Linked DNA regions of Homo sapiens: region 1 is linked to region 2. Evidence: chromatin loops called from intact Hi-C (ENCODE). Cell type or tissue: Calu3. All regions are shown on one strand.

The links. A loop is a pair of places that touch in the nucleus more often than their neighbours do. Peaks named below come from ENCODE experiments on the same cell type or tissue, not always from the same donor. Only the 100,000 strongest peaks of a DNase experiment are listed, where the experiment ranks them.
Region 1: it touches region 2 in a loop (4-fold over the local background); 3 of 110 quality-filtered maps call a loop at or near these places.

What each region holds. Positions count from the first base shown.
Region 1 is chr6:117,836,330-117,844,329 of GRCh38, forward strand. No RefSeq gene overlaps it. Among named protein-coding and RNA genes, the nearest start is that of SLC35F1, 67 kb to the right of the region's middle. In Calu3, no CTCF peak of the experiment used is centred here; a DNase peak (open chromatin) is centred at 4,552.
Region 2 is chr6:117,972,307-117,980,306 of GRCh38, forward strand. The region is part of intron 1 of SLC35F1 (solute carrier family 35 member F1); the gene reads left to right. Among named protein-coding and RNA genes, the nearest start is that of SLC35F1, 69 kb to the left of the region's middle. In Calu3, CTCF peaks have their summits at 3,900 (motif pointing right) and 4,114; no DNase peak of the experiment used is centred here.

The DNA.
Region 1 (8,000 bases), 140 kb before region 2:
ATTATGTGTCAGTTAAAAAAAATCTAGTCTTTCATCCCAGATGGAGTCTGTTATTGTACTTGATGACCACTTAAGACAAAAACAAATGCTTCTCTGTTCTAACACTTGCTAACACTGGCTGAATTATTTAGACAGTGGAACACTCTCTTTTGGCCTATTACCAAAAAAGTCTTTATCCCTGTAGCAAAAAGCAGAATTGCATAGCAGTAAAATGCTATACAAAAAAATTATATTTTGGATTTATGAATATCAATATTTCTTTAATTATTATTATAATTTAGCAATATATCCAGAAAGAAATGTATCTTAAATTCAGAAAACTGCTTTCATTTGGTAAGAGCCCTATATATGAACAAAAGTGAGGGAAACAGCAAACTTTTATCTGTCAGTATGTTTTACTGGCAAATGTAGCTTCCAATTGTCCCCCAGTATCTGTCCTCCCCTTCTTCTTTAGTGTTAGAGGCCCCAGTATGTATCTGGGCACAGGAAATAGGAATAAAGCCTACATTTTCCAATCCTCATTCTTTGCTGCTGATGTGACTATAACTAGGTTCCTACATAAAACTTCCAGCAAGTTTCCTTAAAAAGAGCATTTGTTCCTTTCTTCACACCTCCTTTTTTCCCTGCTGGCTGGGATTTAGATGTGATGGTTAAGCAACCACATTGAACTATGAAATAGAAGCTGTACATTGAGGATGCAGAGCTACAAAATATCCAGCATTTGGGTCCCTCACGCTTCTGAGCTTTCATATTTGCCTCAGACTGCTTTGTTCCTGTATCAGTTATCCAGTGCTGCAATAATACTGAGTAAGAAAGGTTCATAAAAATAAGTATTTTTCACACATATATGAGATTTAGCTGATCAGAAGCTAGCCTCCCTCATGCTTCCTGGAGGCCAATTGGGAGTTGGCTCATCTAAGCTGGGTTCAAATAGAGTAACTGGTATAACTCAGCCCTGCTCTATGTGCCTTTCGTCCTTCAGCAGACCAGCTGGGCACAACCCTGTCATGGTAATGATAAAACCACAAATGAGCCAGCAGAAACAGCACGACATCTTAAGGTTTAGGCTTGGAACTTGAATACCAGCACTTCTGCCTCATTCTATTGGCCAAAGCAAGTCACAAGACAGGATTAGATTCAAGGAAATACATCCCACCTCTTCAGTGAGAGAAACTTCAATTTACATGACAAAGGGGGTGATATAGGCAGCAGTGAAGAATAGGTGCTATTTTTGCAATCTTTCACATTTTCAGACTTCTTTTATGTAAGAGACAGACGTCTTTTAGTTTACAAGATATTGTAATTTAGTTTAGTTTTTGTTCTATGCAGCTGACCCTAATCTTAATTGATTTATTGGAATGTGAGCTCCATGACTATTGCAGACTATAATTTGGCTCATCCAGCTCCCATTCCAATCCCCTTTAACTTAATTTCTAGAACTATAAAGACTGAAAAGCTAAAAAATATGATATCCCACTCCCTAGCAGCCAAGGTACTGCAAGCAATCTATTTTTTTACTAGACTGACCCACCTATACTTGATTTGCAGATAGCAATGAGAAACATAGGTGGTGGCTGTACCAAGAAAGAGTGTATCTACTGGCAAAAATGATGTCAGAGGTGCCCATCTGAAGTGATAGTGAAGCTTCTGACTTGGTGTCACAAGTATTGGGGTGGGGAGCACAGTTGTGTTTTACATTTGGATACAGTAGTGTCTTTTGATTTTTCTCTTGGCTGCTCTATTCCTGGTTGGATAATCAGACCCAATACTTAGATACTCCAAGATACCTGTGAACTACGTAATTTTTTTTAAAAAAAACTTGTTCTTCATAAGCCAGCTAGAGGGGATTCTGTTGTCTGCAGTTATTTTCACAAACAATAGAAGATTTGATCAATTATAGTAATGCATCAATTAATGACAGGGATATATTTTGAGAAATGTGCTAGATGATTTCATCATTGTGAAAACATCTTGAGGGTGAACTTATACAAACCGAGGTGGTATAGCCTTCTATACACCTAGACTGTATATATCGCCTGTTGCTCCTATGTGAGTAATGCATTGCACCATGGTGTTACTACAGCTATGATGTCACTATACCATAGGAATTTTTAAACTCCATTGTACCTTTTTTTTTTTTTTTTTTTTGAGATGGAGTCTCGCTCTGTCGCCCAGGCTGGAGTGCAGTGGCACAATCTTGGCTCACTGCAAGCTCTGCCTCCCAGGTTCATGCCATTCTCCCACCTCAGCCTCCCCAGTAGCTGGGACTACAGGCGCCTGCCACCACGCCTGGCTAATTTTTTGTATTTTTAGTAGAGACGGGGTTTCACCGTGTTAGCCAGCATGGTCTAGATCTCACCTCATGATCCGCCCGCCTCGGCCTCCCAAAGTCTTCCACACTATTGACATTTTGGATGGGGTAATTCTTTGTTGTGGGGAGCTGTCCTGTGCATTGTGAGATGTTTAATAGCATTCTTGGCCTCTGTACACCAGATGCCAACAGCACAAAGCTTCTCAAGTTGTAACAATAAAAAACATCTCCACACTGGCAAATGTCCCCTTTGGGGCAAAATTACCCCCACTGAGAACCACTGACTTACGCAGACACACGAAACATGAAAGCAATTTCTAATGAAGCATTTAACAATATTTTTCAAGATCTTGAGAAACTACATCTTAGTGCATATACATCTTAGTGCATATATTATACCATAGATAGGAGATCTTGGTATCATATAACACATCTGAAATAAAATGGATACACCTTTCTACCTTTTCACTCTATTGCATTAGTGATATGAAGTTTGATTTTCTTTATATCAGACCTAAATAAGCAAGTTGTCAACTTTATAGGAAAAAATATATAAATATATAACGTATAAATTTTTTTTAAAAAAGCGTAAGTAGAGGCACAAAGCAATTACCTATGATTCATTTTTGAGCCTATGGTTTTTAAATTTTAATGTCTAGAGATACTGTTAACAGTTGGAATCTGATCTTGGAGGTGAAATGAAATTTTTTTTTCTTATTTTCCCCAAAACTGAGAAGAAATATGACTGTTTACCCGAGTTTCATTCTTAAACCATGTTGGGGTGGCCTTTGGGCTGATTGTCACCATTGTTTATATGCTCAGTGATTTCAGTCTGGGGGTGCTTTCAGGGTTTCTGGAGCAGTTTTGAAGCCACAGAAATAATAATTAATTTTTAAAATATCCTGTCAAAACAACTTTTTCTGACTCAAGCATTTGTTTGAAACAGAACATCAGGAATTTTCTGCACACTACAGAATGTCAGCAAGATGGCAGAATAGAAAGTTTCAGCCTTCACTCCCACTGCCTCCATGTAAATATCACTAGCAGGTATCCAAAGAACAGAACATCTCTTTGAAAACTCCACTTGGAAACAGGCCCAAGATACTTGCATGTCCCATAGTACTGAATGAAAACTGAATTACAAAGGTAAGAAGAGTGGTCTCACTTCAACCACATACACATCCACCCACCAATTTGGCACAATACTAGAGAAAGAGGATTTCCATGAGCCCACAGTGTCTACAGGGGGAAAAGGGAGTTGAAGTTATCAAGTTTCTCTAGCTTCCCAACACACTTCTCAGGATGCTCACTCTGGTCTCACCTCACAGGAAACATTGGGACCAATGACTTAGCTATAATGCCTGGAGTCAGGTAGAAAGAAAGAAGGCAGAGGTCATGGTGACTAGCACTAAAATCTTGGTGGTAGGTCTGTGTTCCTGCCAGTTACGGTGCTCAGTCAGAGATACCAGCAAACCTTATAGCCCACCTGCAAAACTGATCTGATCACCTTTGGAAGCATGGAGGAAGGTTAAACCTAGCCTGAGTCCCTAGATGGTTAGTCTCCATACCCAGTGTCAGAGTCCACAAAAATAACCTTGCCCAGGTCGAGACACCCACCTCTGCCCATTTCAAAGAACAGAAGCTAGATCTGATTGCCCTGGGCAGTCAAGCAGTAGCTCTACTCAGCCAAAAATCCTGCTCAATGACCCCATCCAGACAGGAAGGTGCCTGCCTCTGCCCATTTCAGAGAATCATAGGGACTGGACCTGCTTGACCCAGGAGGTCACAGTGTCTCAACTCAGTGAAATGTCCATACCATGGCTCCACCCTGACAAGGAGTCAATCCTCAATCATGCATTTCTAAGAAGTATAACCTCTGGTCTTGCCCATCCTCAGCAGAAACTATGCCTAACTTCAGAGACCAACTTCAGTCTTGCCTAACTGCAGACCACAAATAGCAAAATTGTTTGGCCAGGGAATGCATTCTGTGATTTATGAGACCACAAGCCATTGCAGTCCACAGCCAGCAGCTCTGACCAATAGCAGAATCCAGCCAGTGATCTTGCCAGACAGTGGAGGTAAGCCAGCAGCCCACCTGACATCAGAGGAAAGACGGCAGCCCAGCCAACTAGAGAACTCACAACAAGCTCTCCTTGTCTGGATTTATTATCACCTCACCGGCCCTTCAAGAATCACAAGCTAGATTAAATATCAAAGATCTATCCCTGTCAAAGAACACAAGTAATGGCCAGAAGAGGGGGCTGTTTCCTTAAAAATGTAGAGAATAATGCAAGGACACAAGGATTACAAAAAATTAGAGAATCATAATACATCCAATAGAAACCAATAAAGCTCCAGTAATGCACCCTAAGGAAATAAATAATAGTTGAAATCTAAAAAATAGAATAAAATTACAGTATTTGCTACTCAAAAAAAGAAGGAAAAAGAAATGGAGATCTATGAAATGACTGATAAAGAATTCAGATTAATCTCAAAGCATTTCAGTTACTTCAAAGAATACATGGATAGTAAATTAAATAAAATCTGGAAAATAATACATGAACAAATTAAGAAGTGTGACAAAAATGAAAACAATAAAAAACCAAATAGAAATCCTAGAGATAAAGAATATCATTACTAAATTTAAAAATTCAATAGAAAGTTTCAACATTAGACTTGATAAAGTGGAAGAAAGAATCAATGAACTCAAAGACAGAACATTTGAAATGAAAAACAAAAAGAAGAATGAAAAAGAATAAAGAAATCTTATGGGAATTATGGGATCCCCATCAAAAAGCCAAAACTTTACATATACAACCTAGCAGAGACTCACCTTACTTTTAAGGATACACATAGATTGAAAGTGAAGGGATTGAAAAAGATGTTCCCTACAAATAAAAACCAAAAGAGAGCAAGGATAGCTACACTAATATCACACAAAATAGACTTTAAGTCAAAAACTGTGAAAAGAGACAAAGAACTTATGTAATTATAAAGAAGCAATTAATCAAGAGATATAACAATTGTGAATATATATATATATATATATATAGCACCAAACATAGAAGCACCTAAATATATAAAACAAGTATTAAAGAATATGAGGGGAGAGATAGCTTGCAATACAATAATAATAAGGAACTTCAATATCCCACTTTCAACAATGGGCAGGTCATTCAGACATAAAACCAATGAGACAATACTGGACTTGAACAACACTATAGGCCAAGTGAAACCAACAGACAAATACAAGACATTCCATTCAACAACAGCAGAATATATATTCTTCTCAAGTGCACACACAGATAGGTCATATGTTAGATCACAAAATATGCCTTAGCAAATTTAAGGTGGATGAAATAATATCAAGTATCTTTTCCAACTATAATGAATTGAAACTAGAAATCAATAACAGGAGGAATTTTAGAAAATTTGCAAATACATGGAATTTAAACATGTTCCTGAACAACCAATGGGTCAATAAAGAAATTTAAAAGAAAATTTAAAAATATCTTTAGATAAATGAAAATGAAAACACAATATACCAAAACTTATGGGATACAACACAATCAGTTCTCAAAGGAAAGTTTACAGCAATAAACACCTACATCAAAAATAAACAAAACATCTAAAATAAACAACATTACTCCTCACTGAACTAGAAAAAGAACAAACTAAGCCCAAAGTTAGCAGAAGGAAGGAAATAATAAAAATCAGAGTAGATTTTTATTATTAAAATAAAATAAATAAAATAAAGACTAGAAAAAAAAACCATACAAAAGATCAACAAAACTTAAGAGTTAGTGATTTTAAATGATAAAATCCACAAGTCTTTAGCTAGAATAAGAAAAAGAGATGATTCAAATAAATAAAGTCAGAAACAAAAGAGGAGCCATTGCAACTAATATCACAGAAATACAAAGGATCACAAGAGACTACTATGACCAATTATACAACAAATTGGATAAACTAGAAGAAATTGACAAATTTCTTCACATATATTTAGGTTAGTGCAAAAGTAATTGCGGTTTTTGCCATTGCCATGCAACCTACCAAGACTGAATCATCATGAAGAAATGGACAATCTGAAAAGACCAATAATGGGTATTGAGATTTAATAAGTAATCAGTAATGGGTATTGAGATTTAATCAGTAATTAAAAAGTCTCCTATAATAAAAACCTTAAGACCTGATGGTTACCAATCTGAATTCTACCAAACATTTGAAGAACTAATACCGATCCTTCTGAAACTCTTCAAAAAAATGAAGAGGCAGAAATACTTCTAAACTTTTTACAAGGCCAGCATTTTCCTGATAGCAAGGCTGGGCAAGGACATTATAAGAAAAGATTACAGGCTAATATCTTTGATGAACATAGTTGTAAAAATCTTCAACAAAATACTAGCAAACCAAATTTAACAACACATTAAAAGGATCATTCACCATAATCAAGTGGGATTTATCCTTGTGATGTAAGTATGGTTCAATTTATGCAAATCAATAAAAGTTATACATCATATTAACAGAATGAAAGACAAAAACATATGATCATCTTATTAGATGCAGAAAAAACATTTGACAAATTCAATATCCTTTCACAATAAAAACTCTCACTAAAGTAGGTGTAGAGGGAATGTATTTCAACACAATAAAGGCCATATATGTGAAGCTCACAACTATTATTATACTCAATGGTGAAATTTGAAAGCCCTTGCTCTGAGATCTGGAACCAGACAAGATGTCCAGCCTTGACACTTTTATTCAACATAGTATTGGAAATCCTTGTCAGAGCAATTAGGCAAGAAGGAGAAATAAAGGGCACCTAAATAGGAAAAAAAGAATTGAAATTGTCAGTGTTTCCTGATGAGATGATCTTATATGTAATAAACCCTAAAGACTCCACCAAAAAACAGAACTATCAAACAAATACAGTAAAGTTGCAGGATACAAAATTAACACACATAAATCAGTAGTGTTTCTATATACTAAGAATAAATTATTTCCCCCAAAATAAAAAATTTCATTTCATAATAGCTATAAAAAATAATACTTATAAATACATTTAGCCAAGGAGATGAAAGACCAGTACACTGAAAACTAGAAAATGTTGAAGAAAGAAATAGAACACACAAATAAATGGAAAGATATCCTGTGTTCATGAATTGGAAAAATTAATATTGCTTAAATGTTCATATTATATACAGTAAGATGTGTCTATTTTAAATATAAATAAATCAATAGTTGAGTGGTTGCAAGGCACTGAGGATGAAGAAACAGTGCAGAGATAGGACACAGTGCATTGGTACTGAACTGAAACTATTCCATATGATAGAATAATAGCAGATACATGTAACTATGCCATTGCTCCAGTCCATAGAATTTACAACACCCAAGTGAATGCTAAGGAGAGCTATGTGGTCTCATCATGAGAGTGATGTGTCATTGTAGGTTGAATGATTGCAGCGAACGTACCACTCTATGACAGAAAGTTGTTAGTGAAAGGAACTATGCATCTAAGGGGGCAGAGGATATGGGGGACCTCTGTTTGTCCTGCCCAATTTTAGCATGAATCTAAAGGTTTTCTACGAATTGAGCTCGATTTTTAAAATGGGTATATGAACTTATTTTGTGAGTGTTGATTATACCAGAATTTCCTGTTGTCTGCATGGTACATGCATTGCACGCATGG
Region 2 (8,000 bases):
CAAGTCTCTAGGAAGTTCCAAATTTTCCCACATTTTCTTTTGTTTTTCTGAGCCCTCCAAGTGGTTACAACCTCTGCCTGTTACCCATTTCCAAAGTTACTTCTGCATTTTTGGGTATGTTTACAGCAGTGCCCCCACTCTGCAGTACCAATTTACCATATTAGTCTGTTCTCATGCTGCTAATAAAGACATACCTAAGACTGGGTTATTTATAAAGAAAAAGAGATTTAATGGACTCACAGTTCCACATAGCTAGGGAGGCCTCACAATCATGGCAGAAGGCGAAGGAGGAGCAAAGACACATCTTACATGGTGGCAGGCAAGAGCGTGTACAGGGGAACTGCCCTTTATAAAACCATCAGATCTCATAAGACTTATTCACTATCACAAGAACAGCATGGGAAAAACCTGCCCCCATGAGTCAGTTACCTCCCACTGGGTCCCTCCCATGACATGTGAGGATTATGGAAACTACAATTCAAGATGAAGTTTGGGTGGGGACACAGCCAAATCATATCAGCCACCCATACCTAGATCCCCATTATAAAATTAGGGATACTTCTGTTTTTCTTCATAGGCAAGTACCTAGATGCTACAATTTAATAAGTTTACAAGCATTATGATAAATGTTAAAATTGTGGAATTTTAAAAAATACAGTTGGATGAAAGAGTTTGGCTGGTGTTTTATCTGTTACAGTATCTGTTAGGACTACTATAACAAAATCCCACAGACTAGGAGGCTTAAACAATAGAAATTTATTTTTTTCACAATATCTCACAGGAGGCTGGAAGTCCAAGATCAAGGTGTCAGTGGCAGGTTTGGTATCTTCCAAAGCCTCTCTCCTTGGCTTGCAGATGGCCACCTTCTTGCTGTGCTTTCACATGGCTTTTTCTCTGTACCTATGTGTCCCTAGTCTCTCTCTTCTTATAAAGACAGCAGTCCTGTTGGATGACGGTCCACCCACATGACCTCATTTTACCTTCTTTAAAGTCCTTATCTCCTAGTACAGTCTCATCCTGAAGTGAACTGGGGGTTAGGACTTCAACATATGGATTTGGGGTTGTAAGGGGACAAAGGACATAATGACTGATTTATGTATTTATTTACTCATCTATTTACCTAAAAATAAGTGTTACTGAAGGTTCGTAGACATTTTTCCTGAGAGCTGGTTTGATGATGATATGCTTTCTGGGTCTCTCCACATTGCAAGGTCAAAACTTGTTTTTAAATTTATTATTATTTTGTTTATTTATTTATTTAATTTTTAATATATATTTTTTTGAGACAAGGTCTTGCTCTGTTGCCCAGGCTGGAATGCAGTCATGCTCATTGCAGCCTAGAACTCCTAGGCTGAAGAGACCCTCCTGCCTCAGCCTTCCCAGTACCTGGGAATATAATCTTGTACCACCATGCCCAGCTGGTCAAAACTTGTTTTATAGAAACTATACTTTAGGATTATGGGTAATATTAGGGCCATTTCTTCACAACTTTTATAACTGTGAATAAGTGAAGGATGACCAGAAGTACCTATCAATTAATTTTTTAGTCCAATAGTCAGAATCCAGGAATTAACAGTAAACTCAAAGTTATGGTTTCTTCCAGCTCTGCCAAGGTAAACTACATCCAGTGAATCTTGACATTGCTTTGGGTTTAGCTCTGTTACATGCAGCTGGTATGCATATCCAGGCCCAGTACCCTGCTGGATGGTGCCAGTTTTACTGGGGAGGTTATATGCAGAGATTCTGCTGGTTTGAATCCTGGCTCTGCCACTTGTCAGCTCTTTGGACAAATTGTTTAATCTCTCTATGCCCCAGTTTCCTCATCCATGAAATAGGAATAATAATAATACATAGGGTTCTTGTTAGAAATAAATTAGTTATGCCATTAAGCACTTAGTACAAGGTCTAGCACTTAGCATATACTTAATCAGTGTTAGGTCTTACTATTTAGGAGCAGGGCATATATGGTTTTAGTCTGAAAAGATACCATTTTATTTCCCCAGACTAGCAATGTTCCAAACATAGCTGTATTTTCACATGATAGATACTCAGTAAATTTTTATTGAATGGATGAATGAATGATATTTGAAAATTTCTTATTCTGCACTGAAGTGAAATTTAATTTGGATTTTGAGTAGCATAAAGTCAAAAATGCCTTTGAACTCTGGAGCACAGCAGGAGGTTGCTTTGATTCTGAAAATCTGGAAAGATTTTTTGGAGTGTCTGAGCTCAACATTAATATAACTTTTTAATGCTGAATCAAAATAAGAGATCTGTGACAGCTATTCTTAAGAATTTTGGTCTAGGACTCATTTACACTCTTTAAAATTATTAAAGACCCAAAGAGCTTTGGTTTCTGTGGGATTATCTCAATTTATATTCATTACATTATAAATTAAAATAGAGGAATTTAAAAATATTTATGACATGTCCAAAGAACAAAAGTAAGCCCATGTGGGTTAATCTAAATAATGCTTTTTAAATTGTGTTTTCCAAAATAAAACAGAAAGTGAGAAGAGTAGCATTGTTTTACATTTTTGCAAATCTCTTTAATGTCTGACTTAATAGAAGACAAGTGGACTCACATATCTGCTTCTGCATCAATCTGTTGCAAAACTTGCATTGTATACTTGTAGGAGAATGAGAGTGATAAAGGCAAATAATGTGTTAGTATGATTATGAAAGTAGTTTTGAAGGTTTGGACTTCTTGAAAGGATCTTAGGGATTTCCCACACCACACTTGGAGAGCCACTGATGTAAGTCAAGTCCATTAGGAATCCATAGCCTCTGAGTTTTGCAATCTCCATTTATCAGCACTAATGAGCTGAACAGATGGAAATGTTTACTTCCTTCCATTGATGTTTAGAAACAAGTTGACTAAAATGATTTTCCAATGTCATTCACTCACCCTTCAGTGCTAATGCCCATCCTCAAATAAATGAGAACATTAAATAGCTAGAAAAAAAGTTTGTTGAAGTTATTTGACAAAAATAAAGAAATTTTGATTAGAGTTAACTGCATTATAAATGCTTAAAGACAATGTGTGGCCTTTCTCAAATTTAGAGTCCGCTAACTGGGAATGCCAATTAAGCTTTGACCTGGGATTGGCTGGCAGCATCCCAGGAAAAGTCTGGCAGTGTTGTTGAAGAATACTATAGGACCTAATGCCTTGAAAATTTTTTTTCATTTTAGTATGATCTCCCTCCCACTTTGATGTTTTAGAATTAATTGTGTATCTTAACCTGTCAATCAGATGTGAAATTACTATAGTAAGGTGTAATTTTAAAAACTCCCAGATTAGAGTGATAGGAGATGTGATTCTCTTATTTATTTATTTATTTTTGTAGACGGGAATCTACTAACCTATGTAAAAGGGAACTTATTCTGTTCTACAAGTGCTCTGTGCTATGCTGAAGTTGTAGTCTGTATTCTAAATAATCTCCAATTTTATTTTGTTCCTGCGCTAACAAGTTGTTTTCATCATTTTTATTTTTCAAGAAATGATTTATGACTCTTTAAGAATTTAGAAAAGTTACTATCTTCTATCATTTCTGAAAGACTTGATCCCTCTTCTGGAAATTCTGCTTTTTACATGTGAGCACAGTACATCGTACTCGCCAAAAGGTAGATTATCACGTCCTCCACTGTGATAACTTCCCACGCAGTGGCAGTAGTACAGAACATTCACGTTGCCTCTCATGAATTTTAAGACAAGCTGTAAATCTATTGAATGTCAGGCACTTTCCCATACAAATGCATTGTATGTTGAAAATCTAAATAATCAGGAATTCTGAGATGATTTTACTTTAAGGAGTGTGATCTTCTTTGTCTAGTGAGCACAATTCTTTGTCTTCCCTCATGGTGAAATAACTGAAGTCCCTTTCAGCTTCAAATGTATTTTAAGGTTTTCATCTCATGCTCACAAGAGGGCGCTAATTCCTATTCATGCCTATAGTGGCAACAAGACATTTACTCAAATCTCTCACCTCCAAGGTAAACCGGAGAAACCCTGGCTGAAAGAAAACTGCTAATTGGCTTTCTTCCTTTTTAGAAGAGTAATTTCAAATTTTACAAATTTTAGGTTGTAAGAAAACAAATAACATAGTTGGATTATGTGGCAAACTCAGTTTTAAGGGAGGAAAATTTGATTTGGGGAGCAAAGATTTTGTTCTTTGTTCAGTTTAATTCCTGTTTATTTTTTACTGTATTATTTAGATGATAAATAAAGAGTTGCAGTACACAAGGTAATCATTAAATATGTAAATATAAATGTTTAAATAAATACCAAGGTATTTATTTATTGCCTTGTACAGGTCTAAGCCTATGCATATTCTTAGATTAATCTATGTTGCTATTTTCCTTGCTATAATAAAAAAAAAGTTCTTTAGCTAAATCTAGTTCTGCTCATTTTCTCCCCTGATTTCAAAAGTAGTACACATTTATTGCAGAATCCTCAGAAAACACAGGCAAAGTATTTAAAGGAAAACAATAATTGCTCCATAATCCTATAAATCATTTAATCACAGTTAACGTTGGGGCATATTTTCTTCCACTGTTTTCATGTATAATTGTAATCATGCTGTATATAGACAGATAAATATAGTTTTGTGTGCTACTTTGAAAATCTTAATATTATATCAATCAAGGATCATTTAAATTAAATTGTTTTAACTGCAATTTTAATGACTGTCCAGTATTCAATTTTAACTATTCTTTTATTAATGAACATTTATACATTTATATGCTTTTCCATTTTCTACACTATTATAAATAAGTGTGATGAATATCTTTGTAAGTCTTTGATGATACATGTGATGATTTCCTTAGGACAGATTCCTAGAAGTGGAATTCCTGGATGAAAGAACATGATTTTTCTTTTTCTTTTTCTTTCTTTCTTTTTTTTTTTTTGAGACGGAGTCTCTCTCCCTCACCCAGGCTGGAGTGCAATGGTGCGATCTCGGCCCACTGCAACCTCTGCCTCCCGGGTTCAAGCGATTCTCCTGCCTCAGCCTCCCAAGGCTTTTGACATATACTGCTGAACTACTTTCTAGAAAGGTTTTTTAAAACCAATTTATACACTAGGAAGGTGTTTGATGCTCACTACCTTAATTAGTGCTAAATATTTTAATTTAAAAAATAGCTAATTTGATACATGAAAATGTTAGCTAAGTATTGATATAATAAGGATTTTTTTGATTCCTAGGGAAGTTAGCTATTTTCTGTGTTCATTGTCCATTTTTTTTCCTTTTTTATAAATTATCTTCTCATGACTTTTTTCCATTTTCCTATGTGGTGTAAAAGATTTTATCTTCTAAAATGAGCTCTTAATAGTGTAAGACTAATATATCTCCATCTGCTATATCTGGGGTATTTCTAGGTTTGTAGTTTGCCATTTACTTGTCTATGGTTTTAAAAATATATGCATTTGAGCAATTTTAAGTTTTTATGTATTTAAATCTATTAAATACTTTTGTGGTTTTGGTCATTGATTTTTCTTTTAATGCATAGGATATTGAGGTAATTCTTTATCAAAATTTTTTAATGATAGGGAAAGATTTTCAGAGGCAGAGGCTTAAATTTTAGCTTCATTTAGTAATGGATTTCCAGAAGAAACAAGCAGTTGGAATAATAAATATTAAGATGAAAAATTATTTTTATGTTAATTTGGGAGTAGATTTAGTTTTTACTTGAATTTTAGGAAGATTGTGCTTCATATTGTACCAAAGTCTTTTCTGATAAACTAATACAAGTATTTATTACAGTCATTTTTTTCAGAGTAAATTATTTTATTTCTTCAGATGTGTTTATCTGAACTGAATTTGATTTCCTCTGCTATTGGACCTATCTTCTCCCTCCAAAGCAGTAAAGTGGTGCCTGATTTTTTCATGCTTTAGAAATGTCCAATAACAGAAATAAGGGCCTATTTTCTCTTTGGTTCCACTTTGAAAGAATATTCCTATGGAAAATAACTCTTCCCCCTCCCCTGGCCCCCACCCTCTCCAGTTTGCAAAGAAAATAAATCTTACCAGATTACCAGTTGTATGGAGTCTGTCACAGAGTCCAGGTCCCCTTTACCACATTTACTTAGTGTTTTTCTTCAGGCTGGATTAGTCGTTCCCTTTTTTGTGGACACCAACACCGTGTCCCTCCCCTTCCTTACATCTTCATCATAATGAGCAACAAGCCATGTGGTCTTAAGTGCTGTTTATCTTCAATACACAGTTACTCACTACAAAAACTTTACTTTTCCCTTCACGTTATTTTCTTCACTGGCCCTTTCCTTTGACTCCTAGCTTGCTTCAGACCTAAGTCAGCTTTCCTCTGGCAGAAACCCTGGTTCCCATTCTGTCTCACTTACACTGTCATTCCCTAGTCTCTCTCTTTGTCTCATTTAAGGCTACCTTGAGCCCCATTTCCTCATCTAGAGTTGTCAGATTTAGCAAATAAAAATACAGGACACCCACTGAATTTGAATTTCAGATACACAAAGAATAATATTTCTGTATAAGCCTGTCCCATTACTTACACTCCAAAATTATTCTTCATGTGTCTGAAATTCCAGTTTAATAAGACATCCCATGTTTTATGTGACAACCCTGCCCTCATCCTGTGGCTCATTTCATGGCTCTTGTTACTTTCCTTTGGGGGCATGTGGAGCTTGCTCTGGTAGCCACAACTCTTGCCTGAACTCTCAATCTGGTCCCTGTCAGGCTTGACCTGTTCCCCGCATGCCTAGTGTTATTAATTCTTTTACACAATGTGAATCCATTTTTCAGCTTAGCCTGTACTACTGTCTGACTCATTTATATGTTAGTAGATGCCTTTGTGGTCAGTTTAGATGGAAAGCTAGCGAAGAGCAGCTCCCCACCACATCCCCCAAACTTACACCTTGCTTGGACATCACCTCCTGTGTCAAAAAAGCTTCAGTTAATTATAATTCCCAAAGTTGGTGGTGGAACAGGGCTCAGGTTGGAGAGCTTTTCTTTGTACAGTCCATAATATCACAACCCTCCGTTACCCCATTGGAAGATTTTCTTATGAGTCAGAGGCTAGTTTCTGGTCCCTTGAATACTGTTAAGATTTAACTGTGGTGTAAAGCAAATATCAGCAGGTATAGCTTAAGGATTGGTTTTGCCTCACGATGTTTTTCCTTTTTCCAACAGAAGTAGACTTCAGATACATTCATTTTACCTAACCTGCATCTAGAAAATATTAATAGTGCTTTTTATTTCACTAACACAGCTTGCTCTCTAGTAATCAGCATACTGGTATGTTCCCAATCCTGCTGTGTTCTGCCTTTACATCAAAAAGAGAAAATCTTGCTTAAAACACTCTTCTTAAAGCACAGAGAGTTAAAATTTTATAATTATGTCTTTCTTTTCTTCTCTGTGGCTCTTAGTCCAAAGTCATGTAAGAGGGTCTGTTGTAGGAGAAAAGAGAAAATCCAGTTCTGCTTCCATAGGATGTGCTGCGCGATCATCAATGTCATTGTTCCTTAACTTGTATCCATGGGATCCAGCTGATGATGTTTTCAATATTGGAGCCTTTTGTTTCCCAGCATGATGGGATGATGGAGCACTTTGTACATCTCATCAGGAGTATCTGATTCATGTTTCTCCTAACTGTGCCAGCAAGAATTACTTATCAGAATTTTTTTCCCTTTACTGTAGTAAAAAGTTGCTGTTAGCACAGTTGTGAAATTTCTTCTACCCGTGTTGAGTTTGAGGCCTCTGATTCTTTTTACTCATCGAATGGGTTTCTGTTTTATATGTTTATGGTAACCATGGAACCTTGTCTAGAGCCTCATGTGTAAGATTGCAGACTCTGTTTGTGAGGTGTTCTCAACATCGTTGATTTTGAGACAATGTGTGAGGGGGGAAACTTCAGAAATCTACATAAGTAAACCTCCCACTGAGGTTTGGGTGATCAGATGGGCTAGACCTCCAAAACCTCTGCTAAATCTGGGATTCCAGGATGCACATCATTAAAGAAATGTAAGG